2 separate regions of the Homo sapiens genome follow, and region 1 is linked to region 2. The links are chromatin loops, found by intact Hi-C in ENCODE. Cell type or tissue: PC-9. All regions are shown on one strand.

Region 1 (4,000 bases), 75 kb before region 2:
CAATCTCTGCCTCTGTTGTCGTATGGCATTCACCCTGGGTGTCTCTTGTTTCCAAATTTTCCTCTTACTATAAGGATATCGGTCCCTGCTCCAATCCAGTGTGACCTCATTTTAACTTGATTACGCCTGCAAAGACCCTATTTCCAAATAAGGTCACATTCACAGGTACTGGTGGTTAGGATTTGCACATATCTTTTTAGGGGACACAGTTCTACCCACTTCATTTCATAGTGTTATAATTTCAAAGCTTTAGGCTGGCTTCTTAGATAAGTAGAGTTCAGTTCGCCTTTGGAATACAGAATGGGGTTGAAGGTTCATTTGTTTTGGATAAAACAAATACCCAAACAGGTTTTTCCCTTTCCTAGACATGAAGCAAAGATCTACAGCAGAACATAGAGATTTCTGAGCCTCCAGTGACATCAAGTAACCAAACTGTGCTGGATGTATATGAAAGCAGTTATCCATGTAGTCAAAAGTGTTTAAATCAGTGGGGTTTTTCTCAACTTTTTTTGACTCCTGCCAATAGTAAGAAATACAGCATGACTCAAAACATACAAATATTTGAATATACATGTATGATAGATATAACTGAAACAAATGTTTGTTCTGTGAAATAATATGTACATTTATTATTTGAAATGAACTCTGATATATTCTATTCTACTCTTTTTCATTATTTTTTTTCTCAGCACCACTAATGGGTTGCCACCTGCAATGTGAATAACACTTCTGGGTGATGTTTCTTCCCTAAGAAGGGATTTATAGATTTCAATACCTACATGTTATTACTTGTTCTCATGGAGGTGTTTGTGGATGGCGGGAATGAAAGGGAGGACTAATCTTCACCTTCTCAAGGAGTGAAAGGTTGTGGGAATTGAGCTCAGCTAATCACCTTGGTTCAATATAGATTGGACTGTTGGTGCCATACATGCATATTACTCAATTTTTTGTCAGACTTGGAAAAATGTACTGATGTTGGGCTATTGTGTTCCAATGTCTTCTTGGGAATCTTAGCACCAAGATTGGGGAATGGGGGTCGTCAATCATCTTGGAAAATCCTCAAACTGAAACCCAATCTTTGGGTGATGTCTTTAAGGGAGAAATAGAAAGGTCTTCTGGCACCTCTGACTCCAGGGAAGAGACAGCTCCAGGACATTTTTACTGATGCAGTGGAAAAAAGGCGGAAAGGGGAAAGGAAAGGGGAAAGGAAAGGGGAAAGGAAAAGGGAAAGGAAAAGGGAAAGGAAAGGGGAAAGGCAGGCGGTGGGGGTAGGGGGGAGGCGGAGTGAAGAATACGGTGAACTCTTTCAACCAGTGCTGAGGCCAGGGAGAGGGGCAGAGGTGCTCTTCAGGGACTAGCTGTGAGCTCTGTTTTAGGTCACTGTAATGGATGTGCTTGATTACCATCCAGATCCCCTTTAAGGGGCCATGTCCCTTAGCTGCTATGAGTGTTGCCTGTTAACAGCTCATAGCTGCCTTTCTCTGGAGAATTGCCCTGGGCATAATAGAAGTCTCCTCATCTGGGATGCCATGTCATCCCATCCCCCCAGAGGCTGTGGTCAGTGACTAACACAGCAGTACAAAATGTTGGCCTCCTTGCCTTCAAAATGCTACTCTCCTCTGGTGCAATGTATACTTCAGAGTGCTCTGCAGGATCAGGTTGAAACTGAACTCCCAGTGACAGCCCATGATCGCTCACTTTCTTCCCCTGCCTCATCTTGCTCTCCTCACTACTCTTCTCCTGAGCATTCTCCCCTAATAAACCACAGGCACAAGAATTCTGAAACCCAACCCAAGACAGTTGTAAATTCTTCAATTTGTAGTTTTATTATTACTCATTATTCTTTTCTTTTTTTATTACCTATTATTACTTTCTTCTTATTTTTTATTACTGCAGGCAACAGCCTTGCATTTCAGTCTGGTAATTAAGGAGGATGAGCAGGATCATGCTTTGGGCAAAGCAATACAAGGGAATGAAGCAGGAATGCAAAGTGAGTCCCGGAGGAAGTGTAGCCAGCAGCAGGGTGGAGGGAAGGAGTGGCCTGGAACCAGGAGGGGATTGAGTCAGCAGGAAACAACCAAGGCAGATTGTGGGAGTAAGCCTTCCCCTTTGTTTGTGAAGAGGATTCACAACAAAGCCTGGACTCCTACTGATAAGTGAGATGGGACTTAAATCATTCTAACTTGGGGAGCAGGAGTAAATGGAACTTATCTTGTCTGCATAGGCTGTTGGCATATTAGTTTCCAATTTCTGCTGTAACAAATTATCACAAACTGAGTGGCTTAAAGCAACACAAATTTATTATCTTACAGTTCTGAAGGTCAGAAGTCCAAAATGGGTTTGCAGGGCTGCATTCCTTCTGGGTGCTCTGAAGGAGGATCCATTTCCTTGCCTTTTCCAGCTTCTACAGGCCATCTGCATTCCTTAGTCATTGGTTCCTTCCTCTGTCTTTAAAGCCAGCAGAGCAGCATCTTCCCATCTCTCTCTGTTCCTCTACCTCTGTCATCACATCTCCTTCTCTCTGACTATGACTCCTCTTGTGTCGCTTTTACAAGGACCCTTGTGAATACATTGGGCATACACAGGTAATCCAGGATAATCTCTCCATCTCAACATCCTTTATTTAATAACATCAACAAAATTCCTTTTGCCATGTAAGGTCACATATTCACAGGTTCTCAATGTTAGGTCATGGGCATCTTTCCAGGACTGGGTGGGGCATTACTCTGCCTCTCACAGTCGGGGAGGCCCGGGCACAAAAGTTATACTTGCAGCTGGGCATGGTGGCACATGCCTGTGATCCCAGCACTTTGGGAGGCTGAGATGGGAGGATTGCTTGATTCCAGGAGTTTGAGACCAGCCTGGTCAACGTAGTGAGACCCCGCCCATCCCTATTTTTTAAAAACTTATACTTACCTTTCAAGATATGGCTTCATGTTCAATGCCTAGAATTGGTTTTCCTGAGTTAACAATGGCTAATTATCTAAAGACTGGTCTTGCAATACTATCTGCACCAACTTCCCACTCTTTTAATGTAAGATTTAGTCTCTGCCAGGGCTTGGATCTGGACCAAAGTAGACCTTGCTGCCATTTCCAAGGCTATGGTTCAGTGTCACACAGGCCCTGAGAGTACAGGAGCTATGTGACATGGCTGTGCCTATCCACGGGCACGGCTTTCTTCTGGATGATTTGACAAGGGCAGAACTGTGAGCTGACTCTTTTTGGCCATTAAGAGTGTCTATGTATATTCGGCTGATAATTTATAGCCACTGATGAAGCAGGGGGAGTTAGAAAAAAAATCACCATCAGCCCCACATCAGTCTCACTCTCAATCTCTCTCTTTTCCCCTGATTTGTCACATATTACACTTCTTTATACTTTTTTTCAACATCAAAATCAGGTTCAGGGCTCCATACATAGTTTATATTCCATGCAAATGAATCCCAGAACGACTGTTTACTAAGACACTAAGATAAGGTGGCATATGCTTTCTTTCTCTGTTAAATAAAAATTACTTTATGGAAAGCAATTCATGATTAATGTCAGCCAAAGGAGGAATGGTGTCAGACAGTACTGTCATTTGATATTGGTAATTTTCCCTTTGCCTTCCTCAAATTACTGTCAAAGATCACTGAGAGTGAAGTTAGTTAGACATTATTTTGCCCAGTAAAGTATGTCTGGCTGAACAATTTCCTGTTTCCTATGTGTGCATTGCTGTCCTGATGTGAAAGAAATTATTGAACCTTCAGCAAGGGCTGTATGGTGTCTTCTGTTCCTCATACCTTGAGTTCATGCTTTTGAGTACTCCCTGTCATGAATGTCCTTGGCCTTCTTTCTCTTTCCCTCTATCCTGTTCAGGATTTCCATCCACTGTATTCCTTATGTTCTTCATTCATTCTAATGCCTCTTAACTGAACAGGAGCCTGGCCACCACATGGATGGTTTGGCAAGAGCTAAAGCTGGAAAGCTAGGCTGCTCTACTTTTAAGATAGAGTATCTC
Region 2 (4,000 bases):
TAATTCAAGCAAGACTTATTCAGTTCCTACAACCTGTACTATACTGTTTAAGCTTGCAGGCCCGTATCTTGGTTTTCACTTCCTAGATACGTGGATGTGGAGAGGGTTCTTAATCTCTCTGGGCCACAGTTTCCCACTCTATAAAATGGGTAAATAAGACTTAGTCTCATAGGGTTGCTTTAAGGAATAAATGAATAAACCTATATAAAGTACTAGAACAGTCCCTGGTACAAGATAATCATTCAATAAATGATATAGAAGTTGACAATGATGCTAATGATGGAGATAGAGATGCTGGGTATTGTGGGTACAATTACGTAGAGGCAACAGCCTTTGCTATCCAGTAGCTAATGGGGGAGTATAGACAAAGAGACAATTTCAGTGCAGTAAGTTCTGAGACAGGGTGAGTACACAGGGTATCCAGTTTTGTCCTAGAGGGCATATTAGTTAGTGTAAAGTTGCTGTAACAGAGACCTCAAATACAGTGACATAAAGACTATAGAAGTGTATTTCTCTTTCACCTAATATTTCCGAAGTGAATAGTTATGTTAGTAATGTAGACTGACTCCTGTAACAAACAATTCCCAAATCTGAGAGACTGAAGACAATAAAATGCTTATTTCTTGATCACATCATGGTCTCATCAGGTGATTAGATAAGTGTCCTTCCTTGTGGTCATTTAGGAACCCAGGCTCCCTGGCTCTCTTTGGGTGACTTGTGTCTATAAAGTGGGGGAGAATGAATGGATTTTGAAGGATGACTAATTGCTGCCACAGGGATCCATTAATGGTATAATATAGCAGGAGGCCAGAACATGGGGAAATGGGGATGTGGGGATGACAAGAGGTAAGGCTGTAGAGGCATAGAGAGAACAGATCATAAAAGACCTTGAATGCCAAGTTAAGGAGGCTGGACATATATAAATGATAGAGGAATGGGGATAGGAATACAGTCTGGTTCTTTTTTTTTTAAGTTTTGAAAAGACACTCTGGCTGTAACATAAAGAGAATTTTGGAGAGACACAAGAGGGTACCAGTTAGAATCAAATCTATTACATTAATCGAGGCAGAAGATGATGGCTTGAATCAAGGTGGTATCTAATAGAGAAAATTAGATGGCTCTGAAGGGAATATCTTCAAGACTTGCAGACTAATGGACTAAGGAGAACTGGTAAGAATGACAGTGGGGACCATAATGACATCCTGCCAACAATTCTCTGACATGGGGAAACCAAGGAGGAGGGTATAGGAGGTGGGCCAAAGTGGGGCATTATAAATCAGGGTTTGACTTCATTGAGTTTCAGGTTACTTGGGAGTTTTCCAATGAAGCTGTCCAGTTGGTCTTTGGTGAAAGAGACATGGATTTCAGAAGACAGAGATCTATACTAGAACTAAGGTCCCGCAGTGTACAAATGGCAGTTAGAGCAATGGGAGTCACTAAAAGGATACCATGTAGAAAAGATACCATGTAGAATGAGAATAGAGTAGACCCAAGACAGAGGCTGGTGGAGCATTAGTGTACGTCATATAAAAGAGAGATCACAAAGGAGGCTTAAAGAGTGGCCAGAGGACTCAGAGAGGTCTCAAGAGAATGTGATATCAGAGAAACCAAGGAAAGACACGATTTCAAAAAGGACAGTCTAGTCAACAGTGTCATGTAAGAGAAACTGCAAAGAGCATCACTGAACTTATCCACAGTGACTTTACAAAGACCAATTTGTGTGGCTTGGTGGGAGCAGAAGCCAGACTGGGTGGACTGATAGGAGGGTGAAGGCTATGGAGGGCATATAACAAGTGCACACCACTCTTTCAGAAAGTCAGTCTTCAAAGAGGATGAGAGAAAGAGCCAGTAGCTTAGTGGAATATGAGGTTGAGGAATTTTGCTTTATGTACATAATGGGAGAAAACTATGCATGGCTGCCAACTAGAAAATGAGGTTGGGTGAAGATAAAGGTGAGAAAGGGCATAATAAATGGAGGTGGGAAAGGAATCAAGAGCATCATGGATGAGATTAGCCTTGAATATGAGTTCCCTTCCCCATGAGTCATTTCCTTTGTGGATGACTAAACAATAGAACTGTATTTCTTATACTGAGGGGAAATATATTTCCTTATAACTCTCATCTATTAGTCTTATTTCTGCTTCCTCAGCTCTTATATGGCTGCAATTCTGTTTCCTCTTCAGTTTCTTCTGTAAACATCCATAGTTCCTTCAAACATTTTTCATATGATTTGATCTCAAGCTTTCATTTGAGCAATGTTCAGCTTAAAATGTCAAGCCCAGAACTGTCAAAAAGCTTTCCAGATGTGGTTTGGCATATGCAGTACCAAGCCCACTGTTTATGTTTTCTTTCTTAATCTGAATATTAATATATTTAGTATTACACAATAATTGCAATTATGAGCAATTTTTTTCCTAAAAATGTCACACTATACAAACATTTCTTACGTGCTTATAAATAATTAAGACCCCCAAGTCTTTTTTCCAGAAACTGCTTTTTAACCAGATCTTCCATGTTAAAAGCTTAGTATGGGTCTCAAGTTTCTCTCTGCTAGTTTTGACTTATTCCAAGCTGTCACCCTATTGGATAGGAAATGGACTCTGACATCCAATATATTTTACTCTCTCCCAGTCAGTGCTATCAACTTCAACATTCACAATGCTGTTGTGGGAGGCAGAATTCTAAGATGATGCCCATGATTCTCACCCCCCGGTATCCACACTGTGGTGTAGTTCTCTCCCCTTGAGTGAGGGTGGAATCTGGGACTTGCTTCTAGATAATAAAGTATGGCAAACGTGAAGGGATTTTGCAGATGTAATGAAGGTCCCTTAGCAGTTGTCTTTGAGCTAATCAAAAGGGAGATTATCCTGGGTGGGCTTGACCTACCCAGAGGAGCCCTTTAAAAAAGGGTCCAGACCTTCTGGAAGATGAGACCTGAAGCAGGATGTCTCTTCTGATGATTTTGAAGAAACAAACAACCATACTGTAAACAAGCTATGGAATGGGTGGTCTCTAGGTTGAGAGCCTCAGTTCTCCAACCGCAAGGAACTAAACTCTGCCAACAACCTGAATGAGCTTGGAAGAAGTCCTTGAGTCCTATGATGAGACCACTGCTCCTGCCTTGATTGCAGAGGACCCAGCTAAAGCCCCACAAAACGGTGAGTTAATAAATGTATGTCGTTCTAAGCCACTAAGTTTGTTTTTCATTTGTTATGCATGATAGGAAATGAATGTACTTGTCTTGAGCATTACCGTCCATGTTTTGGGTAAGAGAGTTGGACTGCACAGGGAGAGAGCACTATCTGTTTGAGACTCCCTCCTCCACTTCTCACCTGTGGCTTCCATAGCATCCCTGATGCTATTTGCCCACCCAGGCTAATGAACTTCACTTGGTGAGAGGTAGAAAACATCACTGTAGTGCACCATATATTAGCTTCTGAGCCAGAAAAAAATAGAGGACATACTGAAAACCAGTTATGTTCGTATTGTATACTACTGTGGTACTTATTAACCATCCTGCTGACTCATTCTGTGACAAAGCACCTGAATCATGCATTAGCAGACCGTCTCTGTCATTGTGAGAGAGCCATTTGCCTCAAAATAAAGAATGTCTGTTAATATTCTGGGCAAACTTGAGACTCTTGACTGAGAGGCCAACCCTGCCCTCTCATTAGTACTTTGTGGGTGTCAAGACTTTCGTTAAAATTCCACTTCCTTTAATGTGGTCACCTTGGCATGCTTTTTGAATGAGTTTAGTGGCTTAGGGAGGATTGGTTTTTCCAAATACTAGGCAAGAATGCAGAAAGTAATTGGATTTGGTATACTTCGTAGCATTTCATCGGATTGCTTTGAGAAGAGCTCTTAAAGAAAGGCTTTATTTAAATCAGAACAAAGAGGGAGATTCAGCTGGAGGCACTGATGAGCTTCTATGGGATTCTATGACTAATGCTGCATGTCTATACCAGGCTTCCATGTAGACGGATATTATGACATTAGTGTG

What was found. Peaks named below come from ENCODE experiments on the same cell type or tissue, not always from the same donor. Only the 100,000 strongest peaks of a DNase experiment are listed, where the experiment ranks them.
Region 1: a loop joins it to region 2, with 4 times the contacts of the local background. A loop is called at or near these places in 1 of 110 quality-filtered maps.

Annotation. Positions count from the first base shown.
Region 1 is chrX:15,945,775-15,949,774 of GRCh38, forward strand. No RefSeq gene overlaps it. Among named protein-coding and RNA genes, the nearest start is that of AP1S2, 93 kb to the left of the region's middle. In PC-9, no CTCF peak of the experiment used is centred here; no DNase peak of the experiment used is centred here; H3K27ac peaks cover 844 bases.
Region 2 is chrX:16,020,713-16,024,712 of GRCh38, forward strand. No RefSeq gene overlaps it. Among named protein-coding and RNA genes, the nearest start is that of GRPR, 100 kb to the right of the region's middle. In PC-9, no CTCF peak of the experiment used is centred here; no DNase peak of the experiment used is centred here; H3K27ac peaks cover 1,933 bases.